4 separate regions of the Mus musculus genome follow, and regions 1, 2 and 3 are each linked to region 4. A link is a loop called in an ENCODE intact Hi-C map of the cell type or tissue named here. Cell type or tissue: heart. All regions are shown on one strand. Links, peaks and the distances in the headings refer to the core of each region. The heading gives the core; the rest is flanking DNA. Region 1 has its middle 27 kb from the start of Psma1. Region 2 overlaps Pde3b (phosphodiesterase 3B, cGMP-inhibited). Region 3 has its middle 17 kb from the start of Psma1. Region 4 holds the start of Pde3b (phosphodiesterase 3B, cGMP-inhibited).

The links. A loop is a pair of places that touch in the nucleus more often than their neighbours do. Peaks named below come from ENCODE experiments on the same cell type or tissue, not always from the same donor. Only the 100,000 strongest peaks of a DNase experiment are listed, where the experiment ranks them.
Region 1: it touches region 4 in a loop (3-fold over the local background); 12 of 42 quality-filtered maps call a loop at or near these places.
Region 2: it touches region 4 in a loop (2.4-fold over the local background); 8 of 42 quality-filtered maps call a loop at or near these places.
Region 3: a loop joins it to region 4, with 3 times the contacts of the local background. A loop is called at or near these places in 19 of 42 quality-filtered maps.

What each region holds. Positions count from the first base shown.
Region 1 is chr7:114,298,799-114,307,180 of GRCm38, reverse strand. No RefSeq gene overlaps it. Among named protein-coding and RNA genes, the nearest start is that of Psma1, 27 kb to the right of the region's middle. In heart, for the core only: no CTCF peak of the experiment used is centred there; no DNase peak of the experiment used is centred there.
Region 2 is chr7:114,491,551-114,496,550 of GRCm38, reverse strand. Pde3b (phosphodiesterase 3B, cGMP-inhibited) reads right to left here. Exons shown (of 16, transcript NM_011055.2): 3 at 1,817-2,065. Among named protein-coding and RNA genes, the nearest start is that of Cyp2r1, 69 kb to the left of the region's middle. In heart, for the core only: CTCF peaks have their summits at 32 (motif pointing left) and 2,329; no DNase peak of the experiment used is centred there.
Region 3 is chr7:114,289,010-114,297,391 of GRCm38, reverse strand. No RefSeq gene overlaps it. Among named protein-coding and RNA genes, the nearest start is that of Psma1, 17 kb to the right of the region's middle. In heart, for the core only: a CTCF peak has its summit at 2,507 (motif pointing left); DNase peaks (open chromatin) are centred at 3,281 and 4,591; H3K4me3 peaks cover 719 bases; H3K27ac peaks cover 812 bases.
Region 4 is chr7:114,410,277-114,418,160 of GRCm38, reverse strand. It overlaps Pde3b (phosphodiesterase 3B, cGMP-inhibited), which reads right to left and starts at 2,907. Exons shown (of 16, transcript NM_011055.2): 1 at 1,699-2,907. The coding sequence starts at 2,610. 4933406I18Rik (RIKEN cDNA 4933406I18 gene) reads left to right here and starts at 3,000. Exons shown (of 4, transcript NR_029437.1): 1 at 3,000-3,298. In heart, for the core only: no CTCF peak of the experiment used is centred there; DNase peaks (open chromatin) are centred at 1,960 and 2,970; H3K4me3 peaks cover 3,500 bases; H3K27ac peaks cover 2,312 bases.

The DNA of each region.
Region 1 (8,382 bases), core at 2,706-7,705, 110 kb after region 4:
CTGCTGAGGGTGTTGGCAGCCATTCTCAGTCCCATGTCTTTCCAAGATTTGCCCTCCACTGAAGAAAGCAGCCCTGCCCAAGGTTACAACCCTCTCCTCAACTTCCAATGACTGGTCAATGCCAGATGAAAGGGTATAAGGTCAGACTCTCCTGCCTCATGAAGCAGCGCCCGAAAGATAATTCCCATGGAACCCTCTTCTCCTGGGGTCACTACAGTGACTCTATCACTGTTACAGTTGTTTTGGTGGTGATGGTGTTTTTGCATTTTGTTGTTATTTTGTTTTGTCTTAGGTGTTGCTGAGATAGGGTCCCACTATGGCATCCAAGCTTGCCTCAAACTCACTCTGGAACTAAGGCTGGCCTCAAAATCATAGTGATCTTTCTGCCTCAGACTCCCACAAACAGAGATGTCCAGTATTTCCATCACACCTAGCTCACATCACTGTTGCAGAGTATTTGATCACATTGTAACACCCCCACCACCAAGATTGTATACTGGAAAAACTGTTTCTAGTTGTGCTGTAGCTCAGCCTTAACACACATTTTTAGATCCAAGAACACTGAAGGATAATTGATCACACTGTGAGATTATATACTGAGATTGTATCTAGTTGGGGTGTGGCTCATCCCTAGCACACACCTTTAATCCAAGAGCTTTCTATTTATTGTAAAGAAGATTAAATAAAGTCAACAGTAGGTCAAGAGGTGGAGCAAGCAACCAGTTGACAGGGAGTGAACATAGGAAAAAAACATAGAGTGAAAAGAAGTCAGAAGGATGGATAGAGAGACACACAGGAAGTAGAAAGGAGGGACATTCAGTTTGGAAGAGTTTATAAGATAGTGTGGAATGTAAACGAGAGGTCACCATTAAATCTCTCCCCTCAGAGCTCGAAGAATCCCATAGAAGTGGAGGCAGAAAGAGTGTAAGGGTGAGAGGATGGAGGGCACCAGGAAAAGAAAACCCTCAGAAGCAACTAAGAGAGGTATGTATGAGCTCACAGAGACTGAAGCAGCAAGCACAGGCCTGCGTGGGTCTGCACCAGGTCCTCTGTGTACATACCACAACCTTTAGCTTAGTATGTTTATGGGACTGCTTGCTGGCTGTGAGAACAAGTGGCTCTCTGACTCTCATGCCTGCTCTTGGGATTCTTTTTCCTCCTGTTAAGTTGCAGTTTCTAACTTCAATATGATACCTTTTGCTTCATCTTATTAGGTTTTATTTTGCCATGTTTGGCTGTTGTCTCTTAGCAGCCTGTTCTTTTCTAATGAGAGAAGAAAGGGAGTGGATCTGAAGGGGAGCAGAGGGGAGGTAGTGAGGAACTACACCTTACAGAATCGTCATCTTTTCTTCCCACTGGGATTACAGCCCTGTTCTATAGTCAATTGCTTCCAAATGATTACACTTTCAAGTTCTTGAAGGATAAAACTCTAAGTGGAAATTCTTCCCTTCCTTTGCCTTCCTCTTTTCTTCCTTCCTCTCTTCGTTTCCCCTTCTTCCAGCAAACCTCTTGCCTGGCAACTCAGAGTCATCTCTTAAGTGACGCTAGGTTCTACTTATGTTTCCTTAGGGTTATTAAATACAATTCTAGAAATACAACCATCTCTCTCCAAACTTCCCTAAGAGCAAACACTGGAAGCACATGGCTGGTGTGCCTGTCTTGTGGCAAATCCCACTGAAGCAACAATATGTTTGTTCTAACACTTAACAGAATTCTTGTGTAAGGGTTCCACCATATTTTGTGTAGTAAAGTGGAGTATGCTCAGCCACTATGTATCAATGTCTATGGCTCAATCAGTCTTCAAAGACCAGCTGGACAGGAAGAATGAGAAACACAACCCAGCCTCTCCAGTGGCTGCTTTAAGATGCCAGACCTAACCAGTACCCCCAGAGCTCGTCTCTAACTGCATATGTAGCAGAGGATGGCCTAGTTGGCCATCAATGGGAGGAGAGGCCTTTGGTCTTGCGAAGATCATATGCCCCAATACAGGGGAATGCCAGGGCCAGGAAGCAGGAGTGGGTGGGTTGGGGAGCAGGGCGGGGGGAGGATATAGGGGACTTTGAGGATAATATTTGAAATGTAAATGAAGAAAATATCTAAGAAAAAAAAGAGAGGGAAAGGAGTGTAGGAGCTGAAGGTATTTGCAACCACATAGGAAGAACCATAAATAATATCAACCAACCAGACCCCCCCCCCCACAGAGCTCCAAGGGACTAAACCACCAACTAAGGAGTACACATGGAGAGACCCATGTCTCCAGCTGCATATGTAGCAGAGGATGGCCTTGTCAGGCATCAAAGGGAAGAGAGACCCTTGGTCCTGTGAAGGCTCAATGTCCCAGTGTAGGAGAATTCAAGGGCAGGGAAGAGGGAGTGAGTAGGTGGGTGGGGAAAACACTCATAGAAACAGGAGGGGGGGAAGGGATAGGGGATTTCCAGGAGGCGGGGGACTGGGAAAGGGGATAAAATTTGAAATGTAAATAAAGAAAATAGCCAGGAGAAAAAAAAAGAAAAAAAGAAAAGAAAAGAAAATGTCAAGGCAAAAAATTTTTAAAGGGGGGGGGGGGGGGAGTAAAAAAGATGCCAGACCTTATGACGACAATATTCATAGCATCATGCTGCCACCTGAATCCATGTTGATGTCCATGGTCCATGTCACCACCCAGTGTCTTGGTGACGTATGTGGTAGGTCTGTGCTGCCACCAAGGGCCAAGTTGGTGACCACAGCAGGCCTTGTGCTGCCATCACGGGACTGCTGTGGCCAGGGGCCATGTTGCTGTGCATGGACTATGTTGTCACCGAAGGTTATGGGAATAACTGTGGTCTTTATTGCCACCTGTAGCCATGTTGGTGCTTGTGCCCGGTGCAACAGCCAGAAATTATGTGGAAGTTCATGACCATGCAGCCACGGATTATAAAGGGCAAGGAAATTTCTTTTCCAGTAGTATTGATGACTTCAAACTCACAGTTGAGAATGAGAGACATAGAAGGCTGTAAGAGAATCTCTTATAAGCATTACCTGTCAATAAAACAGCCGATGGCCAATGAGCTGAGGCAGGAAATAGGAGATGAGACACTGGCAGGAAGAAAGAGGGGGAAATAATGAGAGTATAAAAGATTCAAGAGAGTTGCAGGAGAAAGACCAAGGAGAAGTTTGTTGTAGTCAACAAAGATGAAAATGGAGTTGGAGATCTGAAGACTGCTTTGACATCAGCCATGGAGATGCAGAGTTTGGAGTTTGCCCAGCTGGTTTCCTGTCTTTATAGTTAAGTAATTGGATGAATCTCAGAAAAGCCCTTGAACTTTGGACTTTTAACATTGTTGAGACTGCTATAGACTATGGGGACTTTGGAAATTGTAATTTTTATTATGCTATGGGTAGGTATGGCCCCCACAGACTCATGAGTTTGAACAAGCCTATGGGGGCCAGGGAGTGTTATGGGGTGGTTTGAATATGTTTGACCCAGGGAATGACACTATTAGGAGGTGTGGTCTTATTGGAGGAAGTGTGTCACTGTGGAGGGGGGGGGGGGCAATGAGACCTTCCTTCTAACCATGGAGGATGCCAGTCTTCTCCTCTTTGCCTTTGGAACAAGATGTAGAACTCTCAGCTCCTCCTGTGCCATGCCTGCCTGGGTGCTGCCATGCTCCTACCTTGATGATAATGTTCTGTACCTCTGAACCTGTAAGCCAGCCCCAATTAAATGTCCTTATAAGAGTTGCCGTGGTTGGGCTGGTGAGATGGCTCAGTGGGTAAGAGCACCCGACTGCTCTTCCGAAGGTCCGGAGTTCAAATCCCAGCAACCACATGGTGGCTCACAACCATCTGTAACAAGATCTGACTCCCTCTTCTGGAGTGTCTGAAGACAGCTACAGTGTACTTACATATAATAAATAAATAAATCTAAAAAAAAAAAAAAAAAAAAAAGAGTTGCCGTGGTCATTGTATGTGTTCATAGTAGTAAAATCCTAACTAAAACACTGAGGTTACAAATCCATAAGCAAAAGATTTCTCAGATGGTAAAGCTGACCTGTCTAACAGAAGAGCCTTTTAAATAATGACAGCTGATGCCTCCTTCACGGTGACAACAGCCTGTAGCCTCCAACTTGCTGTGGAAGATAAAAGTTGCTGCCTCAGCAGACCTTGTCTCTCCACAGCTGAGAATGAGACGTATAACCCAGTTGTGGGCCACAGTGGAGGTTCCAGGTCACCTCACATCCTCTTTGCCCTTAGAAATTTTCATGTTAAAAAGCACTGGCCTCAGAGGAAGTTGTCCAGGAAGTGGGAATTCTCAAACCTTCCCATTTTCCCCAAATAAGGCACAGCTAGGAGGCAGCTGACGTCATCTCATTACAAAGTTCCTGTTGCAAACCATGAGAAAACACTGAATAATTGTCGTTTAATTGGATCAAAAGTTTCAGTGTTTGGGTCTTCTATACAAAACTCCCAAGTGGCAGGTTTAGATTTCCAATGGATTGTAGGTTATTACAATTATTTCACTTCCTTTGTGTCTCTTTGAGATTCACATAATTCTCTCCCCCACTTCCATTGCCTCTGCTGTGAATAAAGAATAAAAGACCCAAAGACAGTAAATTACAGAACATCCTTTAAAGCAAACAAAGGACGAGGAGGCATCAGGGAACATTCAGAGAGACAGAAAAAGGCTGCTAGGAAATAAAAGTATAGCCAGGCATGGTGTCACATCCTTTTAATCCCAGCACTTTGTAGGCAGAGGCAGGAGGATCTCTGTGAGTTTGTGGTCAGCCTGGTCTAAGATAACCAAAGCTACATATAAGATACTGTCTCAAAAAAAAGAGACAAATTAAAAATAAATAAATAAATAAATAAAAGAAAATTTAGTTTAATAGAGTTAGAAAAAAAAATAAGGTGATTACCGATGCAGGAGGGTTGCGGGATGGAGGTTGGGAGCAGAGATGAATGTTGGGGAGCGGGCAGAGAGTAGAGGCAAATAAAGAAGATCATCGTTGTGTGAAATCCAGCAGAGGAATCTGGAATTCTGGGAGGATGTGTTGTTGATGGTAACATGACAACCAGACCTTAAGCTGGTTAAGAAATCAAGAGATTATCTAACAATGCAAAGTCTGGAGACAGATATAGACAAACTACAGAATAAGTAGCTAAAGTTGTGGCAACAGTTGACTATGCAGGACAAAATCAGAGGTGGGAAGTATGGCCAGTGAACCACTGTCTTGGTATTAAAACCTCATATGTGACTTTTAATTATGTACTTATATGCAGTTTGTTAGTTAAAAATTCAGGTTATGGGAAATAAGAGAGATAAAAATATTAGAGGAGAAAACACTAAGCTAAGTCAAGAGTAATTCCAGGCCCAGGGTACATTACTGCAACTGGGAGGCTAAATTTCCGTTCTGAGTTTGTAGCAGCCAGCACAAAGCAGGAAACGTAATCATCTGTATAGTTTCACAGTGTCCAGGAGACAAAAACAAACCACTTACTCAGGAGAAACAGATCTATTTGTAGTACCGAGGCTGAGAGACAGTTTTCCCATCTGTCCACCTCAGAGGACACCATGTGACACAGTCAACCACATCCTCAACCTGCCTACAATAAATGTAACGGTGACAGAGAACTACTGCTGATCCTAAGTCTCAGGGTATGCTGCTGGCAAAATGCCAACACCAAGGCCACTGAAAGGCGTTCTGGTAGGAGATAAAAACATGTTCATGGTAAAGCCTGTGGTTAGAGGACAGGCCAAGCCTCCAAATCTCTCTCCAACAAATTATTTAACCACTTTGTCTATAGTCAGTGCTATTATCTAAATAAGATACCCATTACTCAATATCATGATTTGAATATGCTTGGCCCAGGAAGTAGCACTATTTGGAGGTGTGGCCTTGTTGAAATAGGTATGTCACTATAGACATGGGCTTTAAGACCCTCATCCAGCCTCATAGCAGCCTTCAGATGAAGATGTAGAACTCTCAGCTCCACCTGCACCATGCCTGCCTGGATGCTGCCATGCTCCCACCTTGATGATACTAGACTGGACACCTCTGAACCTGTAAGCCAGCCCCAATTAAATGTTTTAATAAGATTTGCCTTGGTCATGGTGTCTGTTCACAGCAGTAAAACCCTAAGTAAGGCACTCAAAGTGGATGCCCTGGGCCATGCCTGTTTCCAAGCACACAAGGGTAGAACTCAAGAGCAGCATGTGAACCTGTGGGTCTAAGATCTGCATGGGCAGTGGAGTGAGACTCAAATGGAAACCAAGCAAAAAGAATCGAAAAGATTTCCACTAACTCAGACACGGACTTTTAACAGACCATATCTATTTAAGAAAATAGAAAACAGTATAATATTAGTGGAAGGATAGACTCAGATCAATGAAATAGAATATTAAAGATGTAATCCCTACAGAAATGCTGGTTTCATAATTCAAAGGAGGAAATGGTCTCTCAAAAAACAGTTGGGATTCCCATAGGCAAAGAAAGATTATCTCAAAATGCATAAGAGATGTAGAAGGAAAATGCCAAATTAGAAATGATTTAGGGGCTGGTGATGCTACTCAGTGGGTAGAATGTTTGACTAGCATGCATGAAGCCCTTGTCTGCAATCCCAACACTGCATCAAACAGGCACAGAGACCAACACCATAATCCCAGCATTCAGGAGATGGAAGCAGAAGGATCAGAAATTCAAGGCCATCCTCTGTTACAGAGTGAGTTCATGGCCACCCTGAGTTGTGTGAGACATGGTGTATAAGCAAGCAAGCAAACAAACAAACAAATAAAAATCTTTGGCTAAAACGGTGAGTGAGAGGAGAAAAACTCTTCCAGGTCTAGGGCTCTGTGGAGTTCTTATATTTGATGGCCAAAAATGAAACATGGGAAAAAATGATAAAGTGTGCTTGCTTAAGTTTAAAATCTTTGCTCTACAAAAGATCCTATCAAAGATGAAAATGTATGGCCTGAGGAGGAGAAGGAGGAGGCAGTGTTATAAGAAGCATTGTTATCCAGACAGCTGACAAAAGACCATAGAGAGCGTTCAAATAGTAATGAACAACCCAATTAGAAAATGGGGGTGGGGTGGAAGGGAAATATTTCTGCAAAGGAGACAAAAAAGCAAGAAGTGTGTCCCACACTGCTGGCCATGAGAAAAACACAAATCAAAAGCACAGTGAGATGCTGCTGGCATGTCAGAATGCACATGCAGTTAGAGCAAGATAAGGGAAATGTCCCTATAGGCCTCGTATGCTTCTTCGTATGCTTTTGGATGACATTCTTAGCTTTTGAGTTGCTGGAAGCTAGTGGTCTGCTAAGCAAACAGATTCCAGTTTCTCTACGACTCACAAGGTGAAACTCCGAGCAGGCAAGGAATAAAATATTCCTTGCCCAAGGCTGTCCCAAGATAGGTAATTGGCCTCTAGACTTGAAACATTCTAACAGCTCCACATGACTGCAGTTTTAATCAGTCACTTGGTCTTTGTAGACATAGTTTCTTACCCGGAATTTTCCTTTACCACAGGAAGGTCCCTCTACCTTCCTCCATGTTTATTTGTGAGGTTTCACCCTGTCTACCACCAACTCGAAATCTGCTGGCAGCTTTTTTGACTCACCAGATGTTCAAAGGCAAATTTTAGAAAACACTTCTTCTAAAGAAACTTCAAAATCTCTCTTTCTGCTAGACTCTAAATAGCAATCATTCCTCTGAGGCAATACCTCCTGTTGAAAGGGGACACTTCACATTGCTGCACCGAGGGTGCAGAATGGCGCCAGCATCAGGCTGGAGGGGAAGGGGAGGGTCAAAGCAGTCCCCTCAGAAGCAATCCCCCATCCTCTTTTCAATCTAAATGTTGTCTTTGTTTGTTTGTTTGTTTGTTTGTATCCTGCACGTTATTGAACCCAGGACCTTGTGAATACAAGATGTTATAATAATTGTTAGCTACAATTCCACCTGCCCTACCTTTTGAAAGATGACCCTGTCTAGTAGTTAAAATAAAACTCGTTTTTATGTTTCCAGTTCTCTCCATCTGAATCAAGAGACAATTTGTTGTTGGTTGTGGTTGTGGTTGTTGTTGTTGTTGTTGCTGTTGCTGTTGCTGTTTGAGGCAGGGTCACATGTAGCTCAGGCTGGCCTCAACTTGCTCTGCAGCCAAGGTTGAAGTGCTGGGATTGCAAGCATGCATCACCATGCCTGGTTTTACCTAGTATTAAGGACCAAATGCAACAGAGGCTTCTCACTCTATCAGCTGAGCCCCAATCCCCTACACCAAGAGGTCTCTCTACCTCACTCTGTCTCTATCTCACTCCTTATGGAGGTCTTTCAACTGGAGTTGAGGATTCCCACAGAATCTATAAACAGAAAACAGAATTACCTCATGTCTTTATTACCTCTGCCAGAA
Region 2 (5,000 bases), core at 1-5,000, 78 kb before region 4:
CCTGTTGCCTGCCTTTGGATCCCCCTGCTGGGCATACTGGTACCCCTAGGAGACTTCCCCTTCTCTGAGAAGCAGAGGAGTACTGGAGAGATGGACTAGGGGGAGTGGGACTGGGAGGAGGAGGGCTTCGATCAGGATATAAAGTGAATAAATAAATTAATAAAAAGAGAATCATTTGTCTCTATCCCCTTTTCTTTTACTATTTTTTTTCACAAATTCTGAGACTTTTTTCTGATAAATCTTTGTTTATAAGCTTTTCCAAAATCAGAGACAAATTAGATATGAAATTCTAATAAGCAGTTTAAAGAACACAAAGAAAAGGCAAAATTGTTACTTCCTTGTTTTTAAATGAATTACATCAGCAGATTCCAGCACTCTAAATAATGTAATTATCTACAAAGCCTAGGAAATGAGTTATTTAGACATTCTGCTTAATTAATATTGCGTTTAAAATGTTTTTTTAAATATACAAGAAAACTTTTCTACACACTAAGGTAAAGCTCTCAATGGGTCTTTTCTGACTAGAATATTATTGTTTTCTTGTTTAAAGTTTTGGGGCAAAGTCTTAGCATGTAACCCAGTGCTCAGTCCCCACCTCCCCAGTGCTGCAGTTACAGGAGGACGCCGCTACACCCGCTAATGATCACAATTTTCAAGAATTACTCTCTTCAAAAATCACTACCTTAGACTAATAAATGTCAGTGGGAAAGGAAAAGGAAAAAGAAAACTCATGACTAGCTTGAGAATTGGTGCTTGTAATTATGTGGTGTACTAAAAAGTCACATAAATCAATACCAGTGTGAAATGAACTCTAGTGAATATGGGCACTACTTGCTAGATTTTATGAAAGTAGAAGCATCGATTAACTATCTATGACCCAGATGATCAATAGTTTTAAAGTCTGTAACTGTCCTTGCTTTATTTTTCAACATTTATAAACCCAAATATTGAGACCTGACAAAATCAAATTAACTCAAAAATTCCATATTTTCCTTTTCTAGGTTCTGTATAAACTAGCACAATTTTAAAAAATAAGTTATTTGAATTTTATATTTCCTTGGTTAGTTCTAAACAACTGAACTACAGTAATCCTTAAAATATTTTTAGCTTTAAAGCTGTATAATTTTAGATATTGGCGAGGTGTCACAATTCAACAATAGATAACAGCACAATAAACAAGCATAATGTGTACCAAGTTAATATATTCTATATGTATTAATTTCTAAAGTAAATCTTATTTTTAAGTACCAAGACAAAATTAATTCCATATCTAATTATGGAAAAACCTATGTTCCCTGAGCTATAAAAATGCCAGGAAGTAAAGACAATCAGGGTTTTGAATCTGTAAAAATCATTAAGTAATAGTAATACAAATCATTAAGTAATATTATTATAATGGCCATTTGCTCTTGGTTCAACCAATGTAATTACAGGACTCTATAAATGAAAAGAGATTAATGATATGATCTCTTTTATATAAACCTAGACTTAAGTTCCTTGCTGCTATCTACTTCTTACTATAATGATATCATATAGTTCTTAGCATATAAACTGCAACTGCTAAATATAACATTGATACTTAAAATAAAAATTGCTAGAAGCATGATATTTCCTCAGCCCTGGGAAGAAATGACTGAAAAGTGAGTACAGAATTACTTTCATTCATAACTGTCTATAAAGCTCCAGCAGCATGATACAAAAGAAGCTGATCTTTGGAAAAGAAAGAGTGTATTATATAACATATAGAGAGGAATGCTTTAATGAAGACAAATCATTAAATGAGATAAATAAGGCTGGATGATTACTGTGTTTTAACCTTGTGAAGTTTTCGATCTCCTTTCTCAACTGGATCTTCTACTTCAGAGCAGGGATAAAATCCAGGAAATGGTGTAAAAGAATTAATCTTTGGCCTACAGGAACCTGAGAAAGCACCCATCAAGCTACTGATACTCCGCAGAGAAGAAATGACTTGTGGGGGAAGGCTTGGGTCAATCAGCAGGTCTGACACCATATTGCGAGCTTCATTTAGCACTGAAAGATCAACTCCATTTCCACCTCCAGAATTCTAAAAAACAAACAAAACAAAAAAAAAGAGGAAAAAATATGTATTTGTTACACAGAGAGTTTAACACTAAAAAAGTCTTCTGCAGGTGGCAGGCCTTAGACTAAGATGCCGTACAACGTGTGCACCTTATTGTCTTTCCAGAGGATAATGTTCTGTGGTTACCTTGCTTCTGCAGTTCAGTCCAAAGGGGTTGGAGAAGAAAGCACTTGGGCTACTTCCTTTGCGTCATGTCTATCTTCCGCCTTAGCTATGAGTCTTTGCCCTGTCATGCTCTGAACACTTGGTTGTGCTGTGTCGCCTTGAATGGATGCTATAGTATTTAATTCAGCTTTTCTAGTTTTAGGCCAAGAGTTGGTCTGATGCTAACTTGTCTCTCTTACTGAAAATAATGTGAGAGTAACACTGTTTTCCACAGAGAACTGGTTGAAATACTATCCTCCTACATATCAGAACTAAATAAAGATGTGAGCTCATGTAATTTCAATAAAACTAAGTATTAAGCATCTCTGAAATTATTCTGTAAGAATGATCAGAGATGGCCTAAGAGAGATTGGGAATGTCAATTCTTCAGTATGAGAAAAGGCATCAGGTTGTACATTTATGAGCTGTGTCCTTCTAGAAATGAATGCTACACTTTGATAAGGGCAGAGATGCCTAATATCACACACAAGCTTGTCAACAAGCCCATTCTGCCCTTACTACTTATTTATCTTTAGACTTTGCCAGTAATTTAGATTCTCTTTTAACTGGAAACTGGGGATCTTTGTGGATATGAATGATAACAAAATCCATTACAGTAGCTACTCAAGGAAATATTCCATTTCAAGTCAGGTGTGGCCTACTCCCTGATTTTATCTGACTACTGTGGTAGCATAAAAGTCCAGAGGACATTTTCATTTTAGGGGTAATTGTGGCTACTGCACATACTGTTTAAAAATAAAATTTAGTCTCTAGGAGCCCCCAAAGGTCCAGGTTAGGTGACTGTTGGTCTCCCTGTGGAGTCCCTGTCCTATTCAGGTCCCTCAATCCTTCCCTCAGCTCTTCCATAAGACTCCGTAAGCTCCATCTAATGTTTTGCTGTGGGCCTCTGCATCTCTTTTTATTGGCTGCTGGGTGAAGCCTCTGAGAACAGTTATGATAGGCTCTTGTCTGCAAGCACAGCAGAGTAACATTAATAGTGTCAGGAATTGGTTCTTACCCATGGGAAAAGTGAGCATGGGCTGGACCTAGGGCCCCTGCAGATATGTAACAGATGCGCAGCTTGGTCTTCATGCTGGTCCCCCAACAACTGTAGCAGGGGCTGTCCCTGAATTTGTTGTCTGCCTGCCTGTGCATCCTGTTCCCCTAATTGGACTACCTTATCTAGCTTCAGTGGGAGAGGATGTGCCTAATACTACAATGACGATGTGCCACAAAGGGGTGCAGGGGAGGTGTAGCATGTGAGGAGATGAGGAGGGAGGAATGTGGGGAGGATCTGAGTGAAGTCTGAGAGGAGGCTGCTATTGGGATATAAACTAATTAATCAATTAATTAATTTAAAAAGAAAGTGGAACTACAACTATCATGGGAATAAAGGGAACTACTGGAAGGGAAAGGGGAGGATTATGGGAAGGGAAATATGTCCAATATACAGTATTACACAGCATGATATAAACATGTAAACATCTTATTAAAGAAAATTAATCAATAAATATTTGTGTCATGAAAAAAAACAAAAACAAAAACTCAGGGGTTAGAGTGATGACTCAGCAGTTAAAAGTACTTGCTGCTCTTCCAGAGGACCTGGCTTCATTTCCCAGTACCCACATGGTGGCTCCCAACCTTCTGTAACTCTAGACATCCTCTTCTTGTCTTTGAAACATGCACATGGTGCTCAGGCATATATATAGTCATAACACACAAAATAATAAAATAAAATAAAAACATTTAAATAGAAAATAAAAATCATCCATTCAAAGGAGCATTGATTTTTTTTAAAGTTGATATTGAGACAACTAGTGAAATAAAGCTGAGGATGGTTCAAATTCCTGTAGCAGAAATAATTAAATACTTAAGATCTCTCTCACTGTGAAAAAGCATGTTTCAAGATGCCATGTGGAATACAATTTTATAGAGTAGACTACACATGTAAACATTCGCAATTTAAAAAGATCTACCAAAACATATAGCATTGGAAATGTAAATGAGCTAAATACCTAATAAAAAATGGAAAAAAAAAAAAAAAAAAAAAAAAAAAAGATCTACCAAAACAAAAACTTAGCAGTGTGTATAAAATACAACATGTGTTTCCAAGTTATTTTCTCTTTCTCCTCATACTCCTATTTCCATTTTCTGATATAGAATGCTTAAGTGATAAAAATGAACTCAATATATACATCATTCCATTTCCATTTATATATACATATATAAAGTGTGAAAGAAAATAAGAAACAATTACTAGAAGTCAGGACAGGGATTCCCCCTGGGGATCCAGTGGGTGGGGCTCTGAGGCCACAGCAATTCTCTCTGATGTTACATGGTACTAGTTAAATGGGAGGTTTAGCTTGTGGAAATCCACTCACTCAACTGTACACTTTTCTGTACATATGTTACAAGTCAGTATGAAGTATTTTTCAGAAATGAAATTAGAGCATTTTGTTTCCCTTATAATAAAATGTTTTACCAGCTGATTTAGTGTTTTATATATGGCCTGAAATCTGTTCCTTTGTACATCAGTGTCCCATAACCAAAAAATAAACAACAACAACAAAAAAAACTCATCTTTATTAAAAAGATACTAATTTTGGTCGATGATTATATTAGAAGTACTTTTAAAACAACTACGTATTTAATTTTCTTTTTCTTTTATATTTAATAAACTTTTACAAATCTACTTCTATGAAGATTCTAACTTTTCGTTCAAATAAAGAACATTTTATTATACACTAATCCTATG
Region 3 (8,382 bases), core at 301-5,300, 120 kb after region 4:
CCTGCACTTGCTTCAGTGAAAAGTGCCACAGGGTCAGGAGAAGTTCTCCAAGGCTTGTTTTGCTTAGAAGGCAGCTTTCAGAAGCTGGTGTGGGCTTTGTGGTGGGGTGATGACTGGAGTGTGTGCTCAGCTGTGGCTGTAGGGTCTTCCTGACGCTGGAGCACACTCCAAGTAATTGTAAAGTGTCTAAAATAGCTGGGCTGCCACGAGGACTGTGCTTGGTCAATAGTTCCACACTGAACAATGTCAGGCGCAAGGGAAGGGACCATCAAATATCATCTTTTGATGGTTTTAATTATTCATATAAAACATTAAGTGGGTGCTTACAAGACTAGGGAGCTTACACTCATTAAAGCACTTGGTGTGCAAGCATGAGAGCCTTAGTTCATATTCCCAGCATCCTTGTAGCATTGGCACAGTGACACACACCTATAATTCTAAGCACTGAAGATGCCTAGTACTCACTGGGCAGCCAGTCTAACCGAGTCAGTGAACTCCAGGTCCAATGAGAGATCCTGGCTCAAGCTCTGACCTCCACATGCATATATGTACATGTACCTGTTCACATGCAGATAGAAATATGTCCACACCATACCCACACAAAATGTGCTTATAATAAAGTCTTTAACAATGCCAATAAGTGCCTGTTTAACTCCTGCCTGGGTGTCCCTGGGTGAAGTAGATGCATCTGTTCTGGGTCTTGATGAACAACACTGTTAAGAACATTGGTGTGGAAGTTGTCATATGTACTTGTTAATCTGCCTAGGGCTCATACTTAGGAGTAGAGTTTCACAGTCACGTGGTATCTCTAGGTTTAAACCTTCGGGAAACAGCTGGAGTGTACTTCAAAGCAGTTATACCCTCTTCATCACTGGCCGTGTATTTAAAGACTCTGCTTTCTCCGTGTCCTCTCCAAAACTTGCTATCCTGTGTCCTTTTTATTATAACTAGCATAGAAGGCATGAATTCAGCATCTCATTGTGGGTCTTGTTTTCATTTCTTTAATGTTTAACATTTTTCCATGTTCTTAAAAGTCATGTGTCTATCTTCTATGAAGAACTATCTAAGCTGTCCATTCTTTAATTGAGTTATCTCTACTGTTGAATTATAAAGCTCCTTATATGTTTCAAATACAAAGCCCTTATCCGATGTATGATTTGCAAATGTTTTCTCCCATTCTGCAAACTGTCCATTCACTTCCATGATGTTATTACTTATAGCATAAAAGTTCTAGTATAGGGCCAGGTATCATCATAAAGGACACACCTTTAATCCCAGCACTTGGGAGGCAGAGGAAGGCATATCTCTCTGAGTACTGGGCCAGCCTGGCTTACATAGTATGCTGGCTAGTTTTATATCAACTTGACACCACCTATAATCATCCAAAAGAAGGGAACCTCAAGTGAGAAATGACTTAGGTTGTATGCAGACAGCCTGTTGGCTATTGTCTTAATCAGTGGTTGATGGGAGAGAGCCCAGCCAATGTGAGTGGGTGCCATAGTGAGTTCTAGTCCAAAGGTAAAGTGAGATCCTATCTCAAAAGAAAAATTAATTTGTGGGCCGAGGAGATGGCTCAGTGGGTATGAGCACTTGCTTAAGAGTACTTGAATTTAGCTGCCCCCCAGTCCTGAGGCCTGGGGTGACTGGAAGAAAGACACCCAAGCACCCACCTAGACCCTGAAGCAGGTGTCACTATAATGAGCAAATAAGTGATAGAGAGATGGGGGGGATGGAAGCCAGGATGGAGAGATGGAAGAGAAAGCAAAGCTGGGCGGATTACACACTGTGGAAAGAGGCGATACTGGAGATGATACTGCAGTGAAGGACAAGTAGACATGAAGAGCTTGTGCTGATGTCTGGGTCTGGCTGCTGTAGCTGCGGGTCTCTGCTGATGTCTGTGGCCCATGGTGCCACCACAGTCCCTCCAGATGACAGTGGTCTGGGCTGCTGCCTGAGACCATGTTGATATCTGGGGGTCAAACTGACACTGGGGGCCAAACTGATCTGGGTGGCCTACTGAGGCCTTAGTGACATCCTGACCCAGACTGTCACCGAAGGCACTTGCAGTCAGGGCTGTGTTGATGGCCAAGGCCCATGTTACTACCAAAGGCCATTATGGTCCGGGCTGCCCCCAGGGGCCAGGCTGAGGTCTGAGCACTGTGCAAAGCTGTCCCTGCCCCTCGCCTGAAAGCTGTTTCTGTGGCATAGATGAAGGATAGCTGGCACCACCCCTCATCTGCCACACAACATCATGGGCCTAAAGAGATGCCTCCCAACCCCTTGCCACCTGTAGCTAGCAGGAGAGCTGGCCCCACCCATCAACTGCCACAACACTCTGGAGAGCTGGTCCTGCACATCGCCTGGGCAGCACAGTTGAACTAACGCTGGTGGCAAAGGCAAGGATGAGCCAGACCGGAGGTTATGTGAGAAGGACAGCTGGCCCAGTCCCTTGATGGCTGCAGCGTTGGGTGAGCTAGCAGGGCCAGTGCTGGAGAGCTCCCCCTAGTGGTGTGGATGCCCAAGAGCAAGCAGGCTAACCAGATCAGCTACCACCCAGACCCAGGTCCAGGGCTTTGAATTGGCCTGCCCCAGAATCTACCCCATCTATAAACTGCAGGAGAGCACGAAGGCCCTGGTTCTGCAGAACCAAAGCTTCAGGACCTCCATGACACAGGGCAATGACAGACTATCCAAGGAGTTCTCATGAGGATCTAGTAGTGATAGTGTAGCAGAAGCCTCAAACCAGACCAATGGCTCACTGCACTGAACATTTGCAAGTGAAGATGTGTGGACAAAGGAGTATGGTGTGGAACACACCATAACACACTACAGCTTCCACAATGAGACATTTTTGTTTTGTTTTGTTTTTACTTTTTATTTTTATTTTTTATTTCCTTTGGGGGACAATGTAGCAAGGGTAGGTAGGAAAGGACCAGGAGATGAGTGGGATTGGGGTGCATGGTAAGAAATTCACAAAGAATCAATAAAAAGTTAAAAGAAAAATAAATAAAATTTTAGAATATTCTTCCTAGGGACCACATGTGATCTTTGACACAGAGAAGGAGAACTCCTGCTCTAGAGGCGGACACTGTCAGTTTCTCCGAACCTCACTTTCCTCTCCTGTAAAATGGGTGAGAAAGGTTGAGTCCAAAGACGCTCCCATTTTTGTGCTGGTATTTACTGTGCAGATGTTGAGTGGAGAGCCCTGCAGCTTCCTTACTTATGTCAAGTCAGTAAAACCGGCTGCTTCTGGTTTGTTTGTTTTTTTGTTTTCCCCAGAGGAAGCCATCCTCTGGGACTTGAGGGAAGACTCAGCCAGAGCTCTGAGGAGTACAGCGGGGGTAAAGGTGACACAATACGGGAAGGAAACCAGCTCTTGAAAAGTAGTCAATTACCTTCAACAAGCTACCAACAAACTGGCAAGTTTGTCTTGTTTTGTTTTCAGGTAAGGCTGATTGCCAGCTTTTGGAAGATAAAGTGGGCTAGATGGCTGGGTTCTGGACAACCCCAAATGAGAGAGGAGAGGAGACGGTTAAGGTAATGTTAGCAACAAAAGAAAGCTTGCAACTGAGTGATTATCACCCAAGTCATCAAAAGGAACAAAAATGAGAAAAACACAACAAGGGATCTACCCTTGTCCTTTAAAGGCACTTCTACAACTGTATACTCCCTGTCCTTTGCCTTTTGAAAGGAAATGTCACAGGGCATAGTGGCACACTTACGTAGGCCCAGCACTTGGGAGGCCAAGAAAAGAGAATTATGAGTTCAAGGTCAGGCTGGTCTACAAACAGAGCAAGTCCCTCTCTCTGGGGTTGGTAGGTGGGGGTAATATTATAGAAGATTTAAAAATGAGGACAGGCTGAGTCTCTTTTAAAATGAGAGATAATTTATAATTTCAAAAACTTTAGCTGCAAGTCCTAAAGCAATTTAATGCATTTAATTATTTCTGGAATCTATTTTCACATGGTAAAAATATTGATAAAGGTAAGCTATGCCCCACACACACACACACACACCCTCCATTATATATGAAGTGAAGTGGCACAAGCCTGGAATCCCAGGATGATCAGAATTCAAGGATAGCCTGGGCAATTTGGCAAAGTCCTGCCTAAAAAATAAGTTAAAACGCTTTTGTGGGCCATGGGAGTGTGGCTGAGTGGTGGGTTCAGTTCTTAGAAATACACGCACAACAAACGACAGCACTTATGAGATATTTACACAATGAAGATAGCATATTCTCCTGACGAACGGAAACCAGCCACCCTGATGCCAAAAATCATGCTAAATTCTCTGCGTACTCCCCATAGAACATGTTGGCATCCTTTTAAATGAACAGCCCTCTTCTCAAGGAAAGGAGAAAATCCTAAGGGGCTCCACGGTCAGGACTCCAACTCTTTTCACCTTAGCAGGACTCGGAGTTCCCGCTTTCCAAGAGGCACCACGATGTGGGAAAGGCGAGTGTGGACAGTTAGGAAGCGGTATCAGAGCTCACAAACCCCTGCTAAATAGTCACAGGCCGGCTGGGCAGGGACTGTGTCAGTGAGAGCCACAAGGAAACTGAAGTGCTCCTGAGGCAGCTAGGCTGGCTGGTGGCCAGTCTCCTTCCTGGGTCAGAGAGGCTCGCACAGTTCTGTGAACACTGACCCTCCCCCACCCCGCACGAAAACCAAAAAAAAAAAAAAAAGCTCCCTGGACACAGGGTCTGTTTTCACCTTTGTAAGTGAAAAGATTGAACTAGATTTCCATAGCGGGTCAAGGGACAGAGGACAGTGAAGACCAGAGGAGTACGTGCTGTGTGCTGCGTCAGAAACTTGCAGGCTTGTTTGGAAAGACTGAAACTAAATAAAGACTTATTAGCATAAGACGAGCATTGTGAAATTTGGTCAAAGGATTTTATGCAATGATGCTCTTAAAAAAAAAAAAAGCCTTCATGGCGATGGAGAAAGTAGAGAAAATAGAGCATTTTATTTAAGGGAGGAAACTTGTTATGTATCAACTTGTATGTTTTATGCCAACTTAGACACTAGACCCTGGGAATGGTCTCCTGAGTTTGGCTTTCTCCCACGAAAGGAAAGTAAATTTCTTTTCACAAAGCTAAAGTGTACTTTTAAAAAAAATTCTTTAAAAAGAATAACCAACACTAGACAACTTAATCTTTTTTTCTCCTTTTTACCAGTCTTCCTCTTTAGCTGGGCTTATCTTCAGACGTGCTAAGAGGAAAGGCTGACGTCTAGCCACACTTGGTTCCCTTTTTGCTTTTGTAACATTTTTTTCTCACATTTCCTCTATGGTGCTAGTATTTTATTGTCCCATTGCAAGCCAAATAGCATCAATTTTTAGTGAGAAAGCAATTATGGAACTGAAAAACAGACATTGACACGCAGAACTGGTGTGCTTTCTGCTCTTGGCATGTGGGTGGTCTGGGCTTATTTTCTAGAAGGGTGCACTGAACCTCTGAACCATGACATCGAGGCAGTGATAGTGCACCTCTCCTGGGGACAGACTCTTTCCCAAGCGCCTGTAGTGCACTGTGTCTTTCAGAGGAAAGAGCCCTGAGGACTGGTTCCAACTGGGAGGAGTGTTACCCAGGCTAGCCAGAGACAACATGGCTGGATGCACAGGCCCCGTGTTCATGATCTTTGTCCACCACAAGGAGACAGGGTCACGGTGCAGAAGGCAACTCGGTGCATTTATACAGAGGAGCATGTAGGGAGGCTGAAGACAAGAGCTGAGGGGCGGAGAGGGTCAAAGGAAGAGACCAAGTTGTGAAGCCACAAAAAGAAGCCTGTGTCAGAGTGGCCTTTTATGTTGACTGCTGAGAGGTTCCGCTTAGAGCAGCCGCCCATCACTCCAGGCCGAATGCGGCAAATCAGCAAAGGGAGAGCTATTTTTATTTTTTTTAGATACTTCCTTTTCACCTCAACGATCTTTTTAAATTCTTCCTTCCCTAAGTAGTGTCTTTAAGCTCCGTTCTTTACAGCTCTAATTTATGTTTCTTTTTTATTTCTCTTTCCTTTCTTCTGAGAACTCTCCTCTTCGAGATCTATAAAACCAAACACTTTGCAATGCTCCCCTTTGCTCATGGACTCTGATCTAGAAACCAGAAAGTTGTTTCTTGTCTTTCTTTTATTGTTTATTTACTGTTTGAGAGAGGGTCTCATGTATCCCAAGGCGTGAAATGGTTGTGTAGCTGAGAATGATTTTAAACTCTGGATCCTCTTGCTTCTGCCTCTCAAGTGCAGGGATGACAGTGTGTACCATCACGCCACTTTTTGTGATACTGGAGATCAAACCCAAGGCTTTGTGTATTCTAAGTAGACAATATCAACTGAGCCACATCTCCAGTCCCAAACTGGGACTTTGTATTGGGCTGGGACTATCTCAGGTATCTAATTAACTGCGCAAAGTATAATCTCTTGGTAACATCATCATCACATCATTTAAATAAGTGAAAACAGACGCATAAGGAAGAATGTGACATGGGTCACAGCTTTTATCTGAGAATGCATTTTCCAGCCAATGGAGAAGCAACCTTGCAGATGAGTTTCTAACCTTGCTAGGCGACGGAGAAGAGCAAAGCCACAGGGAGTCTTTACCTTCAAGCTTAGCTTGCTGCTGGGTATTACATTACCTCCCGGTGAAATGCATATGAAAACAATGGCTGCCACCAGCAAGATTTCTGAGAGTACTTTAAAAACACGGAGCAGGTTTGTTTTCCTGGCTCAGCTGCTTCAGAGAAATCCCCACTTAAATCCAAGTATGGTCATTTTATATCTGCCTCTGCGCATTCTTGTTTGCTGCATGAAATCTTGCCAATGACTTTTTTTTTTATGTTTTTTTGAAATTAACCACACCCCAAACAGCAGAACAGCCCTGTGTATACACATGCTCTGGAAAGGCCCAAGTCAGGTCCTGGGTGTGTAGGCACAGGACAAACCGCATGGCCTGCTTTGGCAGCCCTGTCCTCACCTGCAAGCTGCCCACACACACTCCCTTCCAAAATGCTGCTCCTCTCATGCCAATAGTTGGCTGAGCTACTGTAAGAGGAAGCTTGTCACGGTGGACAGGGGTCAATATTATATACACCAGGCCGGGCTTCTAGATTAACACTTGGTGTACTCTTTCAACCAAATTCACATTGGAAGCCCTACCTTTTCTTAAGAATCATGGGCAATCAAGAGTTAATGGTTATGGAAGCTGGTGTAGTTTGGGGCTGCCACCCAAGGCCAGCTGAACAGGCAGCAGGAAGGGTTTGGTTCTGGCGAGGCTACAGACAGGCCATCTGGATGCTGGAAAGACCCAGAACGCCAGCAGCAACTTTTCTTTTCAATGTTAGGCTTCATTGAGTCTGGCCTAGAGAGACTTAGGTTTAAGATGCAAATTGGGATTCTTCTTTCAGTAGGGATTTGATATTTTGAATTTTTTTGTAAAATAAACATATACGACATATATTATTTGGCAAAAAGGTCATGGGGGAATGTATACACAAGTAAATATAGAGAAATAGGGCTTAGGCTCCATGGAAGACATCTTAACTATCATACCCAAAGCCTTAGTTTGATTCCCACTGTGTGTGTGTTTGTGTATTCATATATATGAAAGAGATTTTCTAAATTTAAAAATATAGAAAGACTCTTAGTGAGTTCAAAACATTTTTGCTAGAAATCTGGAACGATTATTTAGAAGGAAAATCGCTCTTTATTTTCTATATCTTTATTTTATCTTTTTCTATATCTTTTTATCTTTCTATATCTATATTTTCTATCGCTCTTCTATTTTGTGCTATCCTTCTGAAGTTTTATTTTTCTTATAGGCCACTTGAAAAATAATTGTTATTTACATTTGTAATTAATTATATTAGGCATAATGGGTCAATTGAAATTCCTTTTATAGAAATGTTTCTTTTACTAAAATTGAAAAACAAAATGAAAAAAAAAGCAATTTCCCTCTCTCTATCGCTTTCCAACACACTCTAGAAACCACCTGCTTCAAGATAGCATCTATCCCCCCACCCCCACCCCATAGCACTGTTTGTTTTGCACGTGTAATTCTTAACAATGAAAGGAAAAAGTGAACACGAGTTCAACTGGACAACATGAAGCAGAACATTATCCTTCAGAGAAACATTCCAGGGAGGAAATAACACAGAGCAAAATGGATAAAGGGAGGGACAAGGTTGTAGTTTTCTATGATTTCCCCCCCCCCCTCTCCAAGGCATTAATTGCCACCTAGCAACATCTAAGGGAATTTCACACTTAGCTTGGGACTGAAAGTCTAGAAAACCTTTCAAAGGGGTCTTTATTGTGAGCAATACCTGAGACACCATTGGCCTAGTTCAGGTTGACTTTTCCTCTCTCCTTGAGGAAAGAAAATAAAACAGAG
Region 4 (7,884 bases), core at 1-5,000:
AAAGGACTCTTCCAATGTTAAAAGTGCAATCTAGTCACATAAAAGTCAAATTTATTCCAATCTATGAAAATAGCTGATACCAGCTGATAGCCAATTTTCTATCAACAAGTTTTTACTTGATAAACATTTTCTAAATATTACCCCTTATTGCTTGTAGTAAACTGAGAAAACAAAAGGTATAACTGGTTTGTTTATTTTTCCTAGCATCTAGCCAAAAAATAACAGAGCCTAAGAGTGGCCTATAAAGCAAAGCAAAGTGGTACATTCAGGACTAGGAGACAGGAAGACCCCTCAGGGGAAGACCCCTCAGGTCAAGACCCACCCAAGATAGTCAGACAAGAATATACAGCAAGACACTGTCTCAAAACAGAAAAGGAAACAGCAGGAAAATGTTGCTTGTGCTATATACAGATCCGTGTTTAGTAGGCCATAAAAATCAATGTAGCGACTCACAGATTATTTTGAAGGGAACACAAGAGATGAGAGACCAGTGCCTCAAAAGTGTTAAGGACAAGAAACTTTTGTTTCCTGTCTTCTGGGTCACAGTATGAAAAAATATCTCTAATCAGCAAAATCTTACTCCTAAGGATATACAGTCCTCCATAAAGTTCCTACAGTTACCCTCTAAGTTGCAGAGAACACACCTCTGAGAACTGACAAATCTAATCAGACCCTAACACTAACACTTTTTTAGCCCTAGTTCTTCTGTCTGCCTGAACACATGTCTGTCTAATCCAATGTTAATGTTACCCAACCAAACACAGTTCTTGGAAAGATCTGACACAATAAATGTAAAGGGTTTGCCCTCGGTAAATGCTCAATAGAGCAGCTATACTTAAAGGATCTCTTGGTAGTATAGACCAGGTGGATCTCCCAACGCAATACAAATACAAGTTCATCCCCTCGTGATGATTTCAAATGCCTTTAAAAACAAAATATGAAAGCCTATGGGGGTTGGGGGAGGAAATGTTTTGGCCATCTTTCCACACATTACTAAGTTTAAAGGTTAAATTGCTAAAACTTTCTCCTAATTATGCAAGAAATACAAAGCCCAAATAACAAAGCCCATGAGTTAGTCTGTAGTCTGTAAAAAACAGTTTTAATTGTATTAGTATAGACTGCTGTCTATTAATCTAAACCAAGTCTAAATTCCAAGGCTCATTTCTGTTCTTTGAACTATGAAAACACTCATTTGTCCTCCCACATCACCACTTGCAATGAGCCCGAACTGTCAAAAAAAAATCTGCATACACACTTTTATTCTAAAGGCAGCTTGTCAACTCCGGGCAAGCATCCTCATGTTAATAGCAAACGGATAAACTGTACCCAAATGCTATATGTAGGAGCTTAGTGTGTCCAAAGTGGAAGCAGTGAAATCTACTAAACCTCAAGTCGGTCACCTCATTCTTGAAAACTCTCCTCCTATGTAGAAGCTAAGTCAGAGAGTGAATGATTTCATTCTCACTCACTGGGAAAAAGCCACTCACTGGCTTCTGCGTTTTTTGACGAGCCCCTCATACTGGGGCAGCCTTTCCAGCGCAGACCACAGGTTGCTGCCCCTTGCTTTCCTCTGAGCGAGCCCACGCGCTTTCGCAGCTGCGCTCCTGCGCCGGGGACACGCAAGCGGTCCACCCGCGCTCCGCTTTCTCCTCCACCCCGCGCTCCTCTTCCCAGACCATGCCCGCCCAAGAACCCTACCTGTTCTCGGGAAATACAAGGCAACGACGGTCTCCTGAACATCTTGCCACTGCCATAGTAACCGGCTGCGCTTTCTCCCAGCGACACGCAGCTGGACCTCCTCCGGGGTCTGATCACAGGCACTTTTTCCTCCGCGGTACTCGCCGAGCGCGGCGGAGGGGAGGCTCCCCGGACGTGAAAGAAGTGGTCCAAGCCCAGGGCTAGCAGGCATCCCGCGCCCCCGACCAGGCACGACAGCAGAGGCCTGAGCGCGGGCGGCAGAGCCCCGAGGCCGGAGAAGGACACCCACCACACCAGGCCGGCGAAGAGCAGCACCAGGACGCCGTGCCGCAGCCTCACGCGGGGCGCGAGCGTCAGCAGCCCCACGCAGCTCAGCACCAGGCAGAGCCGGCCCGCCGCCGCCGGCTCCCCACGCAGCCACGACCACCACTGCCACGCCGCGAAGTCGCCCAGGTAGCAGCAGGCGGGCAGCGCCAGCAGCCACCAGGAGCCGGCGCCGCGGCCCGGGCCGCGCTGCGCGCGCGTCAGGAAACAGGTGAGGAAGAAGAAGGCACAGGCGATGCTGAAGAGCGGGCTGAGGCTGAGCGAGCAGGCGCTCAGCAGCGTCCGGAGCCCGGCTGCCGCGGCCGCCCAGCGCTCGGGCCTCGCGCCCAGCAGCGCGGCCAGGACAAAGGCGGCCAGGACGCCGAGCGAGAGGCGTGCCCCGGCGCGGAGCGAGGCCGCCGGCGGCTCCACGTTGCAGAAGCGGCAGAGGTGGAAGAAGAAGCTGCGCGGAGGGTCCTGCCGCAGCGGGCTCACGCAGCTCTTCACGTAGCCGTTGCGCAGGCTCTCGGGGGGCGAGGCGGCCGAGGCTGGCGGCGGCGGCGGGGACCTCATGGCTGGCGCGTCCCGCTCGCGCTCGTCTTTCCTCATGGCCCCGGGCCGCCGGGGGGCCGCTGGCGCTTGCCGACCCCGCGCCGCCCTCCGCGTTCTGGGCGCCCCGAGCTTCGCAGAGCGGTCACGGCTGCGCCCGCCGCCGCCACCGGCCGGGATCCCCGGCGCGCGGGCTGAGGGGCGGCGGCGTCCGCCTCATGCCGGCCACTGAGAGCGGCGAGAAGGGCTTCTTGGTGTCCCGGGACCGCCGCGGACGCCTCTTCCCTTTTCCCTCAAGCGCGGCTCGGGACGGGAGACGGCGGCGTCGCCTCCCAGCTCCCGCGCGCTGCAACAGTTACCTCACGGCCGCAGCCTGGTCCGTTGGGCGCGCGATCGGGCGCTCCTCCCCCGCGGCTGCCCCTGCCGGGCGCGCGCCCCGCCGGCGGCCCCGCGCGCTCCCGTAGCTCGGCCGGTCGCCACTGGGGCGGCCGCGGCCCGCGTCAGGATGCGCATCCGGGACCCCGCGGGGGAGCGCGCGCCCACGGCCCGGCTGGTCGCTCCAGTGAGACAGCCGTCGCGTCAGGCTGCCAGACTTGGACCCCTCGGGGAGCGCGCGCGGGCCACCGAGAGCTCCACTGCTGAAGTCGGAACCCCTACCCCCCGGACTGCCACAGAGCGGCGAGCTCTTTGGCAGATGGGAGGGACTGATCACAGTCCTGAGACGCCCCGAAGCACAGTCCCCTTTGAGGTAAGTCACATACAAGACCCACTCAGGTCACTGCGAGGTCTTGGGGAGACATGGACCCCAAGGGCAGTGCCTAGTGAGGTGAGAGCTCATGGTGTGCCCTCAGACTGTGAATGGAGACATGAAGCTGGAGGCTCAGCCAACACTGAGGCCAGACCAGAATGAAGAAACTCAACACTGTCAGTCACATCTGGCTTCCAGGGCAAGGGAGATTTGGGGCCCAGCAGCAGGCCTTGAATCCCTTCAGGGGCTCAAGGGAGGAGGACCCCTGGAGAGTGCACTCTGATAGCGAGCACGTCTTGCTGAAGAACCCTTTTCAGTGAGGCTAAGAACTAATATCCAGTCCTGTGATTAGCATCCTTGCCAGACATGCACTGTTTCACATAGACCTGCTGTCCCAAAGGTTCTTTCCAAGTGAGAGACTTGTTCTGTGCAACGGTGTGTTTTGTGGGGTGTGTTCTTTGGGGAAAGGAGGGAAGGGAGTCCCACAGTCCTAATACCACTATCAACTTGAATGGGGTTGGCCTTGAAAGAAGCCAATTATGTTTTCTGTGAAAGACCTGTGAAACTGGTACACTAGGAAAGACAAAAGTAGAAGTGATATTAGCAAAGACAGACGTAAAGGTTGGAGAAAAGAACTTTGCTGAATGAAAGGGATTGCCCTGGAATCCAACCAGTCATAACTGCCTTAGAAAGTGTAAACTGTTTCCCTCCACTGAAACTCCCTTCAACCTCATGACAGGCCTGCTTTTCTTAAAAAGCTAATTCCACATTTTTCCAGGGAGATGAGAAACCTTACTGTGTGGTAAATCCCACAAACAGACCTATTTTTCACCAATTAATCTAAGCCCATAGCCATGACCTAAAGCAGACCATTTTCATATATAGTCATAATTCACACACATAATAGAAATCACTGAAGAATTAACACAAGAATTTGACAAATGTGGGAAAAGACCAGAATTTCCTTGGCTTTTTTATGTGTTAGATAAAGAAAAAATATTTAATGGAGTGTTCAAATGGTTACCCAAATGTCCTAAATGATAAAAATTCACTGAATCTTTTTTTCCACTAGACATGAAAAGAGGAAACTCATTTTAGCTAAACTCAACAAGTATCTTTTAAATCCTGTACATAAAATCATCACAGACCACACACCCCCCAAACACACACACAGAATCAATTGAAGACTAAATAGGAAACTTGACCTACATATTTTGAGTTCATATAGAAGGGCATGACAAAACAAGCATCACCATTACTAAAATACCATTTTAGGTCATTGTTTTAAAATAAAAACTTATAAAACAAGTTAAAGTTATTGTATTGTTATTTTTAAATCTGAGCTTGTCATCTGAGATAAAATAGACATGTTAATGAAAAGATTAGTGGGCTAGACTATTAGTGGTTTTAAAAAGCTACAGTGTCTGTATGCCAAAACCATAGAGGTATCTTTAGGATTCATTTTTCAAATTGATACAAGCAACTTTTGAATTATTTGTGCACCCCCACAAAGTAACCAAAATTTCATTGTTCATAAATGAAGAGGACTGTACAAAGGATTATTGCCTGGAAAATAGAATTCAAAGCCACTTTTATAAATCTGCTTTGCTTAGCAGTTCTTTAAACATCTTTTAGCTGTTGTCAAGATTTTTGTAGGTCTAAAAGTCTGACTTTCTCAAAAGCCCATAGACAGAACACATCCCTCTGTACACCAACCCAGGGCCTGAGGATTCTGAAATAAAATGTAAGGATTGTGACAAGACAATCAGAAGTTTACTTAACAAAAAGAATGAGCTAGCTATGTTTATAATAACTCCCTTCTCTATTTATAGTCTCTGTCAAAGATTACTAGGCTGCATTTCTTAGAGGGCAAATTAATTATTCTTCTACCAAACTTAAACAACTAATAGATTTCCTTAGTTCTCATCTTCAAGTTCAAGAACATATGACTGTTATATGTTGTGACAGAGACCTAATATATACACTTAACTTCTCTTAGCACTCTATCCCAGCCTTATTTTACCCAAGTTGGCCTTGATTCTTGTCTCTATCTTCCCTTTTAAGTTTAATCAATGGCATGGAATCCTGGTGCTTACTGCTCATTCTGAAGCAATGCATCCCCCTACCATATTATATTTTTTTAATAACGGGGTCTTTGTCAAGTTCCAAATACCCAGAGTTGCCACTTGTAGTTTAATCAAAGGGTAAGAATTCTGTTCTGTATCCCTTAAGGGAGAACCTATACGAATAAGCCACTAATATTTCCATTAAGTCTGGAGGAACCCGTCCTGCTCTTTTCATTCTCAGGGCCTAAAACTTACCCTAAAAACTAATTAAGTGCCTAAGAACACTTTTATCATTGACAGATGTTATCTCACTACAAGCCATTGTTTCCCTTATAGCACCATTTAAAATATCCCAGCACTAGGGTCTATCCAACTGTTAAAATACCTTCTGCATCTGAACTCTCTGGTGCTAGTCATTGATGCATCAAAAATGGTTCTTAGTAAAGCCAAAAGACAAAGAGATCTCATGCTTAGTCTCAACCATTTTCCCTCTCATCATACCTTCTAGTAACTCATTCCCCACCCTTTTGACTTGTATTTTCAACTGTTTGGGGGAGGTAGGATTTTTTTCCTAACTCTTAAATCCAGAAGTAAAGAAAATCCATTTCTAGAGCAATATTCTCAGAAATTTCTTTCAAAAATCACATTGTTTTCAACGAATCTTGGCTGCTGAACCTATGCTTCCTTACAATTATGGAACCTTGTAAGTAGAAGAAAATAGGACATAAAACTAAGCAAGGCATGGGACTCTCATCTTTATTCTCAAACAGAAGACAACTGAGAATCTGACAGCTAAGAGAAGTCAGGCATGGTGGTACATGAAAGTTATCCTAGCATTCAGGAGGCTGAGGCAAGAGTTCTAGGGCAACCTAGGCTATATGGGAAGACCCTAATGCAAAACACCAAAAGAAGGGAAAGGAAGGAGGAAAGTGGGAGGAATGGGAAAACAGGAGAGAAGGAGAGAAGGAGAGAAGAAATTATGAAATGTTTAAGAGGCCTTGCAAAGAGAATATTTGAAAATCATAGTTGAAAGTGATAACATACAGTAGGAACAGTATTAAAAACCCGACACAATTGCTGATGCCAAGAAGTGCTTACTGGCAAAGTCTCCCCCCAAAAGCTCCCAGGGACTAAACTACCAACCAAAGAGTATATATGAAGGATCCATGGCTCCAGCTGTTATTAGACGCGTTCTCACGACCGGCCAGGAAAGACGCAACAGACCAGAATCTTCTGCGGCAAAACTTTATTGCTTACATCTTCAGGAGCAGGAGTGTAAGAAGCAAGAGAGCAAGAAGCAAGAGAGCAAGAAGCAAGAGAGGGAGAAAACGAAACCCCGTCCCTTTTTAAGGAGAATTCTCCTTCGCCTCGGACGTGTCACTCCTTGATTGGCTGCAGCCCATCGGCCGAGTTGACGTCACGGGGAAGGCAGAGCACAAGTAGTCATAAGATACCCTTGGCACATGCGCAGATTATTTGTTTACCACTTAGAACACAGCTGTCGGCGCCATCTTGTAACGGCGAATGTGGGGGCGGCTCCCAACATCTCCCCCTTTCCTTTTAATAAGAGCAAATAGGCCACCCATATTAATGAGAGTGGAGATAGAGGTCAAATCCCCAGTGTGTAGGTAAAGGAGCCATGTACAGGATTAGCTCTTAGGCTCACAGGCTTTTACCCAGAGCAACCCTGACCTGCTCCCGTGTCGTTTTGCCTGGGGGAAGGGAACTAGGACACTGAACCTTCATGAAAGATGACATGTCTCCCTAGAATAGGCTCATATATGCCGCAGAGCCTTTCCATTGCAGTGCTTAGCCGTGCAACTCTCTCGGGCTGCTGAAGCACACTCACTCTATCCCGTGCAATGAGTCTAGCCTCGTGAGATATAAGAGCTGAGTGGCCAGCGACCTATTGCCTAAGCATAGATAACCATATATCAGGGGAAGCTCCATGTTCTAGTCCTGCAAGCGCCTGGGCAATAACCACCTTGTCTCTCCTAGTTTGGGCCTTAAGCTTACAGACCAATCAAAGAAGCAACACTAATCCACAGCAAAGTGTATCTCCAAATAATATTAATCCCACCCATTTTTTAAAGAGAGAAAATGCTGAGGAGATCCAATTGGGTAATCCTTTGGTCAGGGACAGGTCCAAGCGCGTGGAGTTGACCTGAAGTCTCAATTCCCGAAGGATCTGTTCAAATTCAGCCATCCAATTCTGTAACATATACTGAAAAAGACTTTTTGACAAATTAGCTGCCCTAGTAAATTTAACATACTGAATGGAAGTAACACACAATCCCGGAAACTTTTGTTTACACCCCAGCTGAGCTATTTGCCATAATACATCTAGTTGTTCCTAGACAAGATCTATGAGTTGATTAACCAGCATGAGACCTCTCTGTATCTTGACATTAGCTGAGGCCTGTTTATCTATGACTGTAGTCACTGAGGCTGACAAAGTGTTAATGGTGTCAGTTGTCTGGACCTGTCCAGACAGAGCCAAGGCTGTCTGAATCAAGGCTA